Linked DNA regions of Homo sapiens: region 2 is linked to region 1. A link is a loop called in an ENCODE intact Hi-C map of the cell type or tissue named here. Cell type or tissue: heart left ventricle. All regions are shown on one strand. Each heading gives the region's core, and the rest is flanking DNA. Links, peaks and the distances in the headings are about the cores only.

Region 1 (8,347 bases), core at 72-8,071:
AAGTTATATGCACCCACACAGATGACAGCTATGTAGGCTCTTATTTATGAAAGCTTTCTTCCTACTCTTCTCTGCCCTCTCCCTGCTGAGGAAATCCTATTCTCTGAAATGACACCTGGGAGGACCTGGTAGAGAGCATTGCCCAGCAAAGTGGTCTCCCTACCCGCGAGAATGATGGTTGCAGAACTCCACGCCAGACTTTACTGTCAACATGATGAGAAATGAATGGCCAATATCTGACTGAAATAAATGGCCCGCTCCCAGCTCTGTGAAAGCTGATCCTTCTAGTGTACTGTCATTGCTTATCACATTTAGTCCAACCCTGGGTGACGATCAGGAACCCCCTGTACCTGTGGAAACGTCCACCCATCTCAGAAGCATGGAGGTGGCCTCTTAGGCCTCTTATTTCTGTAATTCCAGCAGGCTTAAAAAGATAAAGCGCATGGAGTGTGGAAAGCATATGGATGGTGTCTTTTGGAAAGCAGTGATTATTAAGAATTACAGTGAGCCAATCAGTGTTATGAGAATGAAACGACATGATGGATCGGCAAGGGCTGGAAGAGAGAAGCAGCCTTTTCTCGCGAGCAGGCAGGGCTGTGTTCAACCAGCCATGCAGACAGTGCGCTGCCTCAGGACTTCCTAGGCGAGGCACATCCAGACACCTAATAAACACTTGTTTGCGTGATTTGATTTTTCCCAGAACTTAATCCTGATTTACCAGAGACTTGGAGCACCGCTGTGTGTGAGGTCTCAGGAGATAATTACACACTTGATGTGGTTTAATAAACACCACCATCTGGGCAATATTGGATTCTAATTTTAAAAGCTGTGGTCAACAGGTTTTAAAATATTGTCCCTTCATGATTATGTGGCAGTAACTCATAAAAGGCTAACCTTTATTAGGGAAGACCCAGAGGCAAAAGGGCAAAGGCAGGAAGAGAGACTTTCCTGGAAGAGAAAGATGGTGAACCAAAGAGAAGGGGGCAGCAGGTGGAAGAGGTTAGCGAGGAACCAGCGAGCAGACAGGAACTGGATGCAGAGCCCAGTTGAGTGACAGGGCACAGAGCTTGCTAAGGACTCAGTTGTTCTTGCAGAGGTTCCCTCTCCAAGCAACAGAACCCCAATCTTCATACGACACAGTGGCTGCCCCTCACATCTCCCCAGATTCACATTCGGGACAGAGATGGCCCAAGTCCCAGCCTTTGTCCTCTCCCCTGGAACCTCTCTTCCCTCACAGCAGAGCCTGGGCATTCTCTCCACCTACACAGGGTCACTGTGGATCAGGGAGGTTCAGTCCTTGATCAAGTCATTGCAGCTCCAGGCTTGTCCTACAAGTGATGAAGGTGCTGCAGCTGTCTGAGCTGCATGGTTTTCTTCCCTGTCTGCCATTGCATTTGTACCCAGGACTTCTGGCCAGCTGGCATTGGGTGGGGTTCAAGCCTCAGTATTTTTTTTAAAGGATTCCAGGTAATGAATTCTAATAGGCATCCAGGATCCAAAACCCGTGATGGCTTCAAGAGCTGAGCATTGAGGCGTGATTTTATTTTGATAGGTTTGAGAGGGTGGCAACAACCCATGTTTATCTTCCCAGCACTTGGCTGTAACGTCTGTTGGGCACTTCTGCCTCTCATTCTACTTTATTTGGACATCCATTTCCTTACTCGATTGAGAGCTGCACAAGTTCAGGAAGAGCCACGTGATCTGCATGTCTGCCTTGCACAGTGGCTAGCACAGGAATTTGTACATAGAAGATATAAGGGTGACAAACTGAATCACATGACTCAGTGACATGAGAGGTGCCTTGGGGGACCACAGACCCAAGGAGCAAAGAGACCCTACAGAGGGTGTGAATGATAAGCTCGAAGGTAAACTGAAGTTTGGCTGGGGAGGAGCTTTGACACTAGCAAAGGAAAGAGAGATTTATCCTAAAAATCAGAGTGCTCTAGGGATTCCTAGCCTTAATAGTCACCAAGTATGCTCAGTAAATATGGATTCTGAAGCCCGTCACTGAAAATTCAGACTCAAAAGGTCCAGGATGGGCTCTGGGCATCCATAAATTCTCAAGTGAGTGTTGAGGGTAAACAAGGCTCTGAAGCACTGCCCTGGGCTATGGGAGCTGGGGAGAGCTTCCTGACAGAAGGACACGGCACCTGAGCTCCTGCGGAGCTGGACACAGCTGCAGGTGCCCACAGGGTGGGGTGCGCGACCAGCTGCCCCCTCACCCAGACGCATGGCTCCTGCCAACCTCTCCCAGTGCCCCTCTGCACTGGCAGGAAGGTTGAGTTGCTGCCAATCCATTCAGTCACTCATGAAAATTCAACCTCCTTTTACTGACTTCCTTGCCTCTGAGTTCAGCTTTTCCTCTCTTCTAGTACCAGTTTTTTAAGGACTCCTGGAATTTCCCAGGAGGATCCTCCAATTACAACCCAGCACTTTAGAAATGGGTGTAAGAGGAACGGCAGGGCTCAGCCTCCCAGCCAGACAGGCAGTGAGTGGCTGAGGTGTAAGGAGGGCCTCAGAGATTATTGGGGTGTTTATGCAAAAAGCTGGAGCAAGAATGCCCTAGCAGGAACTAGAGCTGCCTCCATGCCCCTCCCCAGCCCACCCCAGCCACAGACAAAGAAGGTCTTTGTGGGCTTGGTTATTTTTGCCCCACAAATCATCCTGTGTAGAGAGCTGTTTCCTCTGACTTTTTTAAAGGCAGTTTCTAGGTGACTCAGTGTTTAAGTAAAACTGCATTTATTTTAATCAAGGATTAGTCAATATCAGTAATAGATCTTCTGAAACACATCTAATTAAGGAAGGGAGCACGGGAAGGAAAGGGAAGGAAAAGAGAAGAGAAAGGAAGAAACCAAAAGCAGTCTCATTCCTAAACTGCCCCACACACCTTGGGCAGGTCACGTCCCCTCCATGATCTCTCTCTGAGGAAGATGGCCCCAGGATGTGGTCCCCAGTTGCCAGCCTCCAAATCACATGCCCTCTAACTATAAAGCATCAGTTGTCACAGGTGAGGGAATGGGGCAGGGACAAGAGCCAAAACTGCCAAAAAATAAAAATTAAAAAGAAAACCCATCAGGTCCTCACGTAGGCATTGAGATGCGGGACCATGCATAGTGAGGACCCTGACTGTGTGGAAGGCACACACGCTGTGGGATGAGATGCAGAAAATCCCCCTTTTGATTTCTTTATGTAGCAAGTGCCCCAGCTTCACCTCGGGAAATGATCAGCCTCAAAGAAAGGAAAACAGACTACGAGTGCACCGGCAGCAACGCCACCTACCACGGAGCTAAAGGCGAACACACTTCCAGGAAAGATGCCATGACAGGTGAGCGCCCCTCGCGCGCCCCCTCCTGGAACTTGGTGGCTTGACCCGCGACAAGGCAGAGATATGGGACATCAGGCTTCACGGGGCTGGCTGCGCTTGGCTGCTGAGCAGGACTTAGCAGCTGTCCAGTCACTTGAGAGCTTGATAATGATGATTTCCAAGAATTGGGACTAAGAATAGAGGCATAACTAAGATAAAATGTTTTCTACCCATGTTTTATCGGTCCTTTCCTCTTGTTTGCCCAGCTCATAATATTCTTTCAAATTAGAGAGAATATTCCCACATATTTCTTCCTCATTGACATCACCCACTGGGGAGGGGACTCGATGGAGGCAGTGTAGTTAGGCCCTGTGCATTAGGAATGGAGGGAACTGAAAAGAAGGTGGAAGGGGAGGGGAGGGGAGGGGAGGTGGGGAGGGGAATAGAGTGGGGAGGGGAGGAGAGGGGAGTGGGGAGGGGAGGGACGGGGAATGGAAAGAGGAGGGCAGGAGGAGGATTTAAGGGGAACTGCATGAAACTGCTGTTGAGATATTTTCCCCTCTTGCCATGATACAACCTCTTACGTGACATATCCCAAAGAAGCTTCCTTAGAGCTGATGACTGCAGATTCCCTGGGGAGGCATTCATCTTTCACGCTCGTCATCCCTCACGATCTCAGTCACAGCCATTGCCTTCCTTTCTCATCAGCCAAGACTCTATGGAGGCCAGAATTGGTACAGTGGGTATCTGTCTCTGCCCCCTCCACTGTGCCATGCCCAGCCCATCTGATAACAGGGCTTACCCTTAAGTCACTGTATAGTCTGTACGTCTTGTACACTCTGTATATGCTTCTGTTGAGGCACTCACAGCCCCCTCCAAGCTCTCCATACCTCACCCTCTCCCTGGATGGCCCTCCTCCAAGAAGCAGGATGTGGGCTCTGGCTGTAGAGGGAGTTATACCTTAAAAGCAAAGCTGCCGGAGCCCTGAGGACCTTTCAACGGGGACCCCACATCCTCTTTACCACATGGGCATGGAGATGGGTCCCTGCTGAAAATAGGCTATGAGGAAGAGCCTTTAATAGAACAAGGCCATGTTAGAGCATTCATAAAGCTGGGGCGCAAAGGGCGCCGTGCAGACACTGAGACCCTCTTAGGAGAGGAATCTGAAGAGCAGGAGGCAGTTCTCCAGTAGTATTTAGGTGTAGACTGGCAGGGAAGCAGAGCAGACAAATTGGATGATTTATTAAAATGCCTTCCAAACCAGGACAGCGAAGATAAATTTTTCTAATAGCAAATGCATTTACCCCAGCGGCAGTGTTTTCCGTGTTAACTCTGCTCAGCTGCGTAAAGAAAACTATAATAAACGGATGTTTCTTATCCCTGCCCCCAGGAGCACATTCTGCCTCCATGTGCAGACCCTACAAGGGAACACCTCAGCGCTGCTCCTGAGACGTTTCCTGAACGGGAGAACCTAACTCATTACATGGACTCTAGGTTACTATTCACATTCACTGTTTCCCCTTACATGTTGCCGCGTAGATGAACAGGAACAAAGAAAGCTGTGAATCTGAATTCTGAGTCCCTGGAGTCTAGACATTCGGCAGAGGATCCCATTTGTACTGATTATGCTGAGCTAGTCATGACACCAAATTCAACTGACCCTTTCAATGTGCAGTTATCATTGCCCTGGGTAGCCACATCACCAGCTGTCTGGGATGATACACTGAGATTAAGGAACAGTTGTGAGATCGACTGCATTATTATTCAGTTTCATGTTTCTCTTTAACTCTCTTGCCCAAGAGAATCATTCAAAAGGCCTTCAGGTGTGGGTGTGCGTGTTTATGTCAAAACAGTTCCAATGGCACATAATTGTGCCCTGGACTCAAAATAAAATAAAACATAAAATTTACTATGTTTCTGATATTTAATCTTCTTAGAAAATGGCAGGGATCTTGACAATTTCAGTGTATGTAATTCTTCAAACTTATTTAGAGGCTTAAACAGCTTTGCTCTAACTTACTTAAAAATGCAATTCAGGAGTACACTCTCAATCATGTAGCAAGCCAGAAAGAACATTGAGATCTTTATTGAATATTATGTGTATATAGGGAAGTTCCTCTAAAGCCAATGGGTGCTATGTAAACGCCGATTGTTATTATCACAACAATGATGGTGGTGGTGGTGGTAGTGAGGGTGATGGAGGTGATGGTGGGATAGCAGAAGTGAGGATAGTGGTGGTTTGCCACTTTCAGTAGTGGTATGAATAAGTCCCCAGCCAAGCCAGGTGGAAGCCAGTCTTTCACATATTGATGGGGATATTGAGTTTACAACCCCCACCTTGCAGGATGTTAGCAAATGCCCATCATTCCAGGGTTTACTTGCAAAATCAGATTTCTTGTGGCCCCAACATCAAAAGCAATGCTTTTTCTTGTTCAAGAACAAATCTACGGAACATTTAAAGTTCAGTGCATTGAAAGATAACCTGAAAAACTGCCATCTTCCTTGTTTCATTCCCTGCCAAGAAAACATTCCCTCTGATATGAAAACCACAAGGGAAGCTTCATCCCCAAAATGCAGCCTATGAGGGCTGGAAGTGCAAACATCTCTTTGATGGAGCTGTCATCTCTTCTGCTGAGCTCTTAGAAGTTCAGATCCATCTAGGTGTTTATTCCAGGCTTCCCCCACCCTCCTTTTCTGGATTCATTTTCTAGCTTGGATGAAGCCTCATAAAATTCTTCTCTCCTAAGTGTTTCTCTGCCACTGGAGAGCCCTGAGAAATCCAGTTGGCTATTCATTCAGGCATGCCGGCTTCCATAGCGAGTTCTTGCAGCCCTGCATGCCTGGGAACCTCACGTGTTCAGTTCACCTCAAGAAAGGGCTGCAGCATCCCAGCAGCTCCACTGCCTGAGTTTTAAATTCACCTGGAGGTTTTCCCTTCCCATCTGAACTTCCCACATACCCTTTCATCCAATGGTCTGTTTGTTTTTTGTCAGTGTCTTTCTTATGCCATTTATTTATGTATTTATTTATTTATTTATTTATTTATTTATTTATTTTTGAGACGGAGTTTCACTGTGTCGCCCAGGCTGGAGTGCAGTGGCGCAATCTCAGCTCACTGTAACCTCCACCTCCCGGGTTCAAGCAATTCTCCTGCCTCAGCGTTTCGAGTAGCTGGGATTACAGGCACCTGCCACCATGCCCGGCTAATTTTTATATTTTTAGTAGAGACAGGGTTTAACCATGTTGGCCAGGCTGGTCTTGAACTCCTGACATCAAGTGATCTTCCCGCCTCATCCTCTCAAACTGCTGGGATTACAGGCATGAGCCACCACACCCGGCCTCTTATGCCTTTGAAAGTCGTTCTAGTCTTCAATGTGTTGATTCAGTTGGGAATTGGGTATTTGGGGGCTGTTAGAAAAATAGAAAGGCATTCTTCTGTGAGTCCACTATTAGCTCGGTCATATGAGGGCAGAGCCTCTGTGAATTCCTCTGCCTCACGTGTCTGTAAAGGTAATTCAGTCTCAGCTATGGTCTCGTTTAAACGAGTGAGGGGAAAGAACTTCCAGTATTAACATCCTAGGCTCAGAAGCCACAAACTGTGCCTCGTGCTTTTAAGATTCCTCTGGTGAGAGCGTCTCAGTGTCTGTTTATGATTTCACAACAGGGAGGGAGGCCAAGACTGCAATAGTGCAAACGTTCTAAAAAATATATGCATTTAATTCTGAGCAACAGAAAAAACAAAATTTCACCTTATTCCTCAAGTGACATTTTCTATCAGCAAATTATAGCTCTGAAGGCAGATCTATCTAAGGTTTACCCATTTATTCATTCAGCAAATGGGGCACTTACTCTATGGGTGTCCACTGAGGCCAGGTGCTGTGCCAGGTTCTGAGGATACATACGGAGGTAGCAGCAGGACAGACTGTTTCTCTCTCAAGGGCCTTCTGCTCTGGAAGAGGAAGGCAGACAGTACATAAGGTAAACAGTATAACAAGTTCCCAGCAAGATGATACTGCACTGTGTTTAGTAGGAAGAAGAAACTGATCAGGGTAATGAGATGGGGGTGCAGGCGGAAGGGGTTACTTCACTTGACGTGGGAGGAGGAGACATTTGAAGTCTGAGGGAAGCGAGTTCCAGGGAGAAAGATCAGCAAAGACAACCTCACCGAAGCTAAACAAGTTTGGCCCGCTCTGAGGAAGGAGGGTCGGCAAAGCTGGGACTCCTTTAACAGGAGGAGAGGAGGGAGAAATGTGTTAGGATTTTAGGCAGGAAACAAACCTTGCAGGGCCTCATGGCCATAGTGGAGAGCCGTCTCAGGGTGAAGGGCATTGGAGCATTACAAGCAGAGAAAGAGACAGAACCCAACTTGTGTTACAAAGACAGCATTCTAACTGTTGGTAACAGGGTGGATGGAGGAATCAGGCTGGGCAGAGTGGAAGTTGGGCCTTCGAGGAGGATTTGGTAGCAATGGTCCAGAGAGAGATGGTGGTTTGCACCATAATACAGAGACAGGAGTGACATGCATTCAACCAGAGAGGATAACAGAATGGTCTTTAAAATGGAAAAATGGACTTTCGGCTCTCACTTTCTAAGCTGAATTCTCCAGGAGGAATTTTATTGCACAGCTGTAGTGAACTCTTAGGTAAAAAATCATGGGTGGAGTGAACTTAGACCTTGAGAGGTTATACTGACCTTTCTCTTGTGGCCTATAGGTAGAGTGATCCTACTTCATTATCCCCTAAATACTGGAAGCAAACAATGAGCCCTTCCTAGTTTTAGAGTGTTTTATACCCCACTGACACAAGACAGCATTTTCCAAAGCTTTTTTAAAAAAAAATTTATGAATACATAATAGTTGTACTTACTTATGGGGTCCATGTGATTTTTTGATACAAGTATACAGTGTATAACAATCAAATAAGGGTAATGAGATACCATCACCTTAAACATTTATTATTTATGTTAGGAACATCCCAATTCCATTATTCTAGTTGTTCTGAAATATACAATAAATTACTGTGAATTATGGTTGCCCTATGGTGC
Region 2 (8,347 bases), core at 38-8,037, 200 kb before region 1:
CCTGAGTTAATTTTTGTGTAAGGTGTAAGGAAGCGGTCCAGTTTCAATTTTCTGCATATGTCTAGCCAGTTCTCCCAGCACCATTTATTAAATAGGGAGTCCTTTCCCTGTTGCTTGTTTTTGTTAGGTTTGTCAAAGATCAGATGGTTGTAGATGTGCAGTCTTCTTTCTGAGTTCTCTATTCTGTCCCATTTGTCTCTGTTTCTCATAAACAGTCTTTTTAAGGGAGTTGTAGTTAGTTGTGCTATGGTAAGATTAGACTGCTAACATTTATATATGGGTAAGTCAAGCTTAATACCCCTTCTTTATTACCTTTGTCACAGAGTAGGACTTTGCAGATGCCTCTAGAGCCAATATGTCACATTATTTCCTGTGTTTTACATTCTTATTGTTGTCCAATGTGCCTAACCTGAGAATCCAGGTATTCTCTGCATTTCTTTCTTGTGGACCAAGAAGAGATAAGCATACATTTACGAACACCCACACTTACCGGTCATAGTGCTACGTACCGTCCAGTCTATCATTGCCTTGAATACTCCTGAGGTCCTGTGAGGTTGGATGTAAGGGGCATGCTTAAAGTCACAGCTGGTCTGTGGTACTAGTGTAGTCCTTGATTTCCAAAGCCAGTCTGCTTTACACCAGTGATTTTCCAGTTTCTCCAATCATAAGAGTTTCTTTGGAGGCACTTGATAAAACAATACATATTTCTGGACCCTAGATTTTCACGATAATAGCTTGGGAATCCACACATTTAGCAATACCCTCTCGAGGTTCTTAGGATCATGCATGTTTGAGAAACACCACTTTCTACTTTAACAGGACCAACAATTACAGTGGACTGCAGAGGGGTGGAGGATTAGGAGACATGGATGTGTTTTGAGAGACGCCAAAATAATTTGACGCTAATGGTAACTACACTATCCAATGAAAATATATGGCCCGTTTATCACTTTTTTCAAATTAGAATGAATTTGAGGTTACCTCATATTACAGTGTGCTTCCTCAAGTGAGAGAGAAAATAAGTGGAATCGCTTCCACTGGATATAGAAGAAATTTCCTGTATCCCCCTCTGACTTACAGCCAGCAGTAAGCAACTGTTACTGATGGCAGTGTTAACTGGGGTGGAGCTTGCATATATTATAGTCCTTTACTTCCCTATGAAACCTTGTGAAGTTTCATCAGAACCTTCTGTACACCGATCAGAGAGTGTTTTGTGAGCATGATCCATTTTACATTCTGCAGCAGTAAAATGTTGGATGTTCTTGAACCGTCTGAAGTTGCCTTCAGTTTTCACCTCCGTGATCATTAGGGCTGGTGACGTGAGATGTATCTGTGCTTATCTCTAATTACATTTCAGAGCATGCCAAAATTGTATAAAGGCTTAAAGGAAAGTTTTTCTGGGTCTTTGTGCTTTGTTTTGTATTTGCCGAGATTGAAATGTACAGCGCATTTCCATTTGTTAGGTCTGACAATGCATAACTGATTTGTGGCTTTACTTTGCAACTCACGAGTTACAAGTTAATTAGAAACACTTTTCCCTAATTATATTTGAGAGTTTGCTCTATTTGCTCTACAATTATCACAAAAATTACATTAACTAGTGTTAACGAACACAACATAGCAATCCCCACTGGATCCTGGAGGAGAACACCAAATTATATAACGTCTACATCCCTTGCCCAACACCTGGTTTCCTTTCCAACAGATGTTTTTGTTTGTCATTCCTGATGAAACGTTTGAAATAAACTTCCTTTTTGGTTATCCGTTAGAGGATGAAACTCAGCCTAGAGGAGGAGAAGCTTCAGTTTTGCACATGCAAAACTCTTTTCACTTAGCAACTCGCTCTTCCATCATGACGGCTGTTGTCGTTGCCATCATGGCAGCTGTGTACATCAACTGTGTGCCATCCCCAGGGAATGCCCAGAAGAAGAATCTCTGTGAAGTGGTTTCCTAAAATAGGAGCCTGTATCATGAGGCCTGTAATCCCAGAGAAGTCAGGAAATGGGACTGCTTAGAAGGTGACCTTCTTGTCTTCCTTCTTTCTTCTCCAGTTCACAATAGATGCCTGAGCAGCACTACAAGGTTGCTCAGTCAGGGTAGACAAGAGCATATGGAAATGATGTAGATGTGAGCTCTGTTCTCCAGGAGCAGTCCACTGAGTTAGGGAGAGGGAGATAGAGAACTGTTCTATAAGAAAAGCATGGAGAGAGGGCCAGAGGAGCTTAGAGGAGGAAAGAGAAACTTCAGTTGAAGAGATCAAGGAAGACTTTATGAAGAAAGCAACATTTGAAATGGGTTTTAAAGATGCATATGGGTTTGGCGTGCAGGTAATGGGAGCAGGAGAATAAAACATGGGCCACGAAGGTTACAGGGGCAAACTCTCTTTGCATGCTTCTTTAATAAGAATGGATTGAGAACTGAGTCATCCGTGTGCATGCAGGGGTGGGCATGTGTGTTCTTGCACACCTGCTCAGACTAAGGCACAAGCACTCCTGCGCAAAGCAGCTTCCTTCTGCATATCTGCTTGCCACTCTCCTTGCATTGAGTCCGAGTGCTGCGGGTTCAAACAGTCTGGTCTTCTCCTTCCATCCATATTTGCCTTTTAATCTACAATTCTTCTAGAAGTTAAGGGCCTTTGGGTGGAAGGAATAATGAGGAACGTGCTTGATAAGTTTCTACATAACTTGATTCACTTCACACAAAAATTGCTAGGGACACACCCAGAGTCAGCTGTGTCCTCGTTGATGAGACAAAATAATTCCACAGACTATTAATTCACAATAGTGAACAAGGATTAATCTACTATGCAAATGACAGTCGGCCAACTTAAAAGTTAGGACATATTTTCAGGCAATTTAAAAACCATGGAACCTTGAGCATAAAAGCATTCAGTACTTCAAGTACAGCAGTCTATAGCAAACACAGTTAGCACTTAAAATTATGATACATATTAGTTAAAAGAGCTGCTTGCCCTACATAGTATTTGGCTTTCATGCATGTTGGATTTTTTTTTGAGAAAATGGATTTTAATTCATAAGTGCAATTCTGTTTTCAAGTGGCATACCTGCTCTGTTCACAAATTTATTTTCTGAGGCTTATCTGTGCAGTTAATTAAAAGCAAACATAAACATGCGCTCTTATCTGGTTTCCAGATATACTTAACAGTGAACCACATTTGCATTCACAGGTATCAGTAGAAAAAAGGCTACTTTCATTTCTCACATTTTATGTCAAATGATTCTTTTTAGATTAGAAAGAACCATCCCCCATCCTTTATTCTTAAAAATTATTCCCCTCCATCGTTAGTGAGAGGCAGTAATATGCATGGAAATCTAAGACTGCGAGATACTGATTTCAAAGCATTCAGAAACACTTTTATTAACCAAAAGAAGTCTTGGACATTAACTTTAGCGGTTTTTGTTATGTTTCAGTCTTTGCCTTTTAAGTGAGTTTGCAGTTTTGAAGCAGATGTTTAATTTTATATTGGTTCTACGCATGCTTGTGGTAATGAAAGAAAAGAGTTTGAGAGAAAGAGAAAGAGGGAGGGACAGAGAGAGACAGCATGAGCGAGTGAGAAAGAGAGAGAGTACACAAAACTAGGCCAGGCGCGGTGGCTCAAGCCTGTAATCCCAGCACTTTGGGAGGCCGAGGCAATTGGATCACTTGAGGTCAGGGGTTCGAGACCAGCCTGGCCAACATGATAAAACCCTGTCTCTACTAAAAATACAAAAAATTAGCCAGGCACGGTGGCAGGCACCTGTAATCTCAGCTAGTCAGGAGGCTGAGGCAGGAGAATCACTTGAACCCAGGAGGCGGAGGTTGCAGTGAGCTGAGATTGCACCACTGCACTCTAGCCTGGGCAACAGGAGCAAAACTTGGTCTCAAAAAAAAAAAAACCAAAAAAAAAAGAAACTAAATTGATTTGCTCTTCTTTAGCAGTGGGGCCTTAGCTGCTGGGTATCTGTACCCGCTAGCTGGAGAGTGTCGATGCCATCCTCTCTACTTTTGACCTTGGGGCATTTTCTGATCTGTGTAATCACTTATGCACAGCCAATCACGTGCATCCTTTATTAAGGACACGTATGGGTGGAGGGGCATGTTAATATGCCTTACTTTCCATGCCTTTTTCAGGAGACTTCCTAAGGCTTCGTTAAATTAACAGGAGATAGAAATTTGTATTTAACATACAGTTGTAGTTATGAGATGAACATGGATCATTTAGGATTTTCAAGCAGTCTATCAATTTAATAATTTTCTGCAAAACTGCCCTTGCTATTAACTTAGTTATTGAAGTGTATAAACACAGATGTGAAATTTTTTTGTCATGTATAAACTTCACATTGAGCATGGCTAGGTATTTATAATTTGAATCTAATGAAAATGGGATTGAAAAGAAGGAAATGATCAGGTGATCTCAGAAGGGCAACTCTCCCAAAAGCAAACACTATGTCTGATTAGATAAGCCACATGCTTAGTGAATGGAAAGGAATATCTCTAAAATTTGCTGATCCAAACTCCAAATACCAGGATCTTACTAAAATTCCCTTTACCTCCAGGGGGCTCCCTCACCATCTCTAGGTAGCTTTCCTAAAGCTGCTTGCCATTAGGGCTGCAGTGTAATGAAACACAATCTGAGTTGCTATGGAAACAGCTATATCTATGCAAATTACCTTTTAAAAAATCATTAGGCCACAGAAAGTCTGTCAGTCATATGAAATTTGCAAGGACAACAGCCCACAGCTACCCTTGGCATTGCTTCTCCCCATTGACTGTTGCCAGTTTCTTTTGCTGTATCTCTTTTATACAAAGATAGTATTACCCAATCCTTGGGGGACATGGCTAGTAGTAAGAGTTGCGGGTGGGAAGTTGAGGGCGGGAAGTTGAGGGCAATCACCTGCAATTAAGAGTTTTGAAGCCATCGTGGGCAGTGGAAAAGCTACCTAGACATGGATGGGGGAAGAGAGAGGTTGAAGTTGAGGCAAATTTACTTAAAACCAAGTGTCTCACATCCATCCCTCTCCTCCAAAAACTAAGTCACTAACTTTACTTGCACACACAGACATATATATACAGGTGTGCACACTCTTAGATGTGCACACGAAGGTGGGTGCATGCAAACATACCTGTGCAATGTAGGCATACCCACACAGACCAGCACATGCAGGCATGAACATACATGCCCGGGTGTGTGCATGCACACACTACACACGTACACACCACACACATATACCACACACACACTACACACACACCCACACACACATACCCCACACACACCACACGCCCACTCACACCACACACACACCCCATCCACACACACACACCCCATCCACACACACACCACACACACACTCCATCCACACACACCCCACACATACCACACACACCACACACACCCCCCACACACACCCCACACACACCACACATACATCACACACGCCACACACACCCACACACCACACACATACTACACACACACCACACACATACTACACAGATACCACGCACCCCCCCACACACACACCACACACATAGCCTCCACACACACCACACATACACACCACACACATCCATGCACACACGCCACACATAACACACACACACATCCACACACACATGCCACACATACACACACACACCACACGCATTCACCACACACACACCACACAGACACACACACAGACACACACACACACACATACACACATCCACACACACATGCCACACATAACACACACACACACCACACGCATACACCACACACACACCACACAGACACACACACAGACACACACACACACATACACACGGAGCCTCCTGGGTTTTTGGCTATCACACAGCCCTCCCTACCATCCTGCTCTACCAGACGCAGTTCCACACTGGAAGCACTACTATCCCCGACTTCTTTGTGTATCTGTTCTATACACTGGGCTTGGCAGAAGCTTCCACAGTGCTTTTAGAGCTTGCAGTTCTCTCAGCTGGTCACCATGGCTCCCCGGGGCACAGCCTGTGTGCTCTGCTGGTTGTCGCCATCTCACCTGCTGCTTCCCGGGCAAAGTGGCCCCACATGTGTCTACCCTGAGCCCCCAGGAGACTGCAGCTATGAGGTAGTAGGTAAGCCAGAGAGAAAGAATGGCTCACTGCCCCTTGCATTACAATTTGTACTAGAATCCCTGAAGAGCACTTCTTATACCCCAGGCATTACAGAAAGAGCTTTTCCCACCTTAGCCTCTTTCCCGGGAATTGAGACTTGCCTCTCTGTTGCTGGGCTAAGGGCGAGTCAAATAATGGCTCCCACTCCAGTCATTGGGTCCACCCTCCCCGCCACTGCACCCTGCTCCTGGTACCCGCTGGCTGGTTTGCATTCACATCAGTTCCCTCCTAGGAGCTTTTCCTGCCCCACCAGTCAGCCTCTGCCCAGCCTGCCTAACCTGCCCAAACACATCCCAGACCTCAAGTGCACAGACTTGGTTCTTCCCCAGAACCTCCGGGCCCACATACTAGTAGACTCTGTCAGCTCCACATCCTCAGGCAACCGGGAGTGCTCAGCCCTGTCTGAACTCTGAAGAGGACAGAGACATCAACTCAGATGGGAGCCAGCATCCCTGCTACATGGGAACTCTTTATAGGAGTTGCCAGTTGGCATCGTTAGGAGTGATGTATTTCAGTTTGGTTCTCTAAAGAGCCAGATCACATTTTCACTGTTTTCTACGAGGTAGCAGGATCTAGAGTGTGTTGCTCAGCTAAGCCCTAGGGCAAATATGGAAAAGAGATCAGTGTTACAGACCCTGTCCCCAGCAGGATAAGTGAGGTCCTTCTTCACTCTACATCCTGCCTTGGGGGTCAGGGACATGAACAGAGGAGCCCATCTGCTTGCAGGGACCATGATGCTGAGACTCTACAATATGTGAGGCACATAAGCCTTGCTTGTGCTTTCAGTGTGTGAAACTTAAAAGTGAGTTCTCAACCAATCGCTATTATGTTTCTTTCTTTAAATGCTTTAAATATTAACCTAGGACTCTGCTTCCAAAATAACATATTACATTTAAGGCCACATGACCCTTGTATTAGTCTGTTTTCACACTGCTATAAAGAACTTCCTGAGACTGGGTAATTTATAAAGGAAAGAAGTTTAATTAACTCACAGTTCCACATGGCTGAGTAGTCCTCAGGAAACTTACAATCGTAGCGGAAGGCCAAAAGGAAGCATAGTGGAGGAGAGAGAGAGAGAGCGATGCGGGGGAAGTGCCCCACTTTAAAACCACTGGATCTCATGAGAATTCACTCACTATCACAAGAACAGCATGGGGGAAACCACCCCCCATGATGCAGTCACCTCCCACCAGGTCCCTCCCTCAACACATGGGGCTTACAATTCGAGATGAGATTTGGGTGGGGACCCAGAGCAAACCATATCAACCCTGTTTTTATTGCTAGTTACAGAATTAGTGCTCTAGCCTCAGCGATCCCTCAATGAAGGTCATTGCTGTGAGTTATTTCTTCAATGAGCAGAGCCTTTAGTTTATTATTTCCAGCAAATAAAATGTGTGTCATTGTTATCCCCATGTTAGGTTGAGAAGGAAATATTAAAAGGTTAATGTAATAAGCACCAAACCAAAAGTTCTTCCATGTTTACGCAGCATCATTTTGGAATACAAATACCTGCTTTCTCCAAGCCAATTACATATTTTTTTAAATATTATATAATATCCAGGGTTATCTATTCTGAGAGTCATTTAAGCCTTTAATAAGAGGGTTGAGGTGTCAATAGGTCCTCAGCCCTCAAATTTACTAACTTTTAGAAGTGGAGGTCAGAAAATGATTTTTTAAAACCATATCTCTTATAACAAATATATCTCCTATCTCCTTTGTGAAGATAACTAAAAATGGAGACATTATAGAATGTCAGGGTTAGGTACAGATAAATATGTATATTTAGTCCAGGCATAGTGGCTTATGCCTGTAATCCCAGCACTTTGGGAGGCTGAGGTGGGTGGATCATCTGAGGTCAGGAGTTCGAGATAAATATGTATATTTAAAGGCATGGTTCATATTTTCTGTGATAACCTTGTTTTAGGAATATAGTACAGTGCTCTGTTTTATGTTTTTTTGTTTTTTGTTTTTGTTTTTGTTTTTTTGTTTTTTTGTTTTTTGTGCTTTTTTTTGAGATGGAGTCTCGCTCTGTCACCCAGGCTGGAGTGCAGTGGTGCAATTTCGGTTCACCGCAACCTCCATCTCCTGGGTTCAAGCGATTCTCCTACCTCAGCCTCCCGAGTAGCTGAGACTACAGGGCACCTGCCACCACGCTGGACTAATTGCTCTGCTGTATCTTTAAGAATAAAGGCCC

Evidence for each region. Hi-C counts contacts between places; a loop is a spot of excess contacts. Peaks named below come from ENCODE experiments on the same cell type or tissue, not always from the same donor. Only the 100,000 strongest peaks of a DNase experiment are listed, where the experiment ranks them.
Region 2: a loop joins it to region 1, with 4 times the contacts of the local background. A loop is called at or near these places in 21 of 110 quality-filtered maps.

The regions. Positions count from the first base shown.
Region 1 is chr5:10,983,089-10,991,435 of GRCh38, reverse strand. It overlaps CTNND2 (catenin delta 2), which reads left to right. Exons shown (of 22, transcript NM_001332.4): 20 at 3,194-3,325. LOC105374654 (a long non-coding RNA gene) reads right to left here. Exons shown (of 4, transcript XR_925791.3): 3 at 7,154-7,253; 4 at 3,913-4,020. Among named protein-coding and RNA genes, the nearest start is that of CTD-2154B17.1, 200 kb to the right of the region's middle. RefSeq lists enhancers at 3,080-3,129, 3,338-3,839. In heart left ventricle, for the core only: a CTCF peak has its summit at 3,354 (motif pointing left); a DNase peak (open chromatin) is centred at 3,365; H3K27ac peaks cover 3,385 bases.
Region 2 is chr5:11,179,111-11,187,457 of GRCh38, reverse strand. The region is part of intron 11 of CTNND2 (catenin delta 2); the gene reads left to right. Among named protein-coding and RNA genes, the nearest start is that of CTD-2154B17.1, 400 kb to the right of the region's middle. In heart left ventricle, for the core only: a CTCF peak has its summit at 4,558 (motif pointing right); no DNase peak of the experiment used is centred there.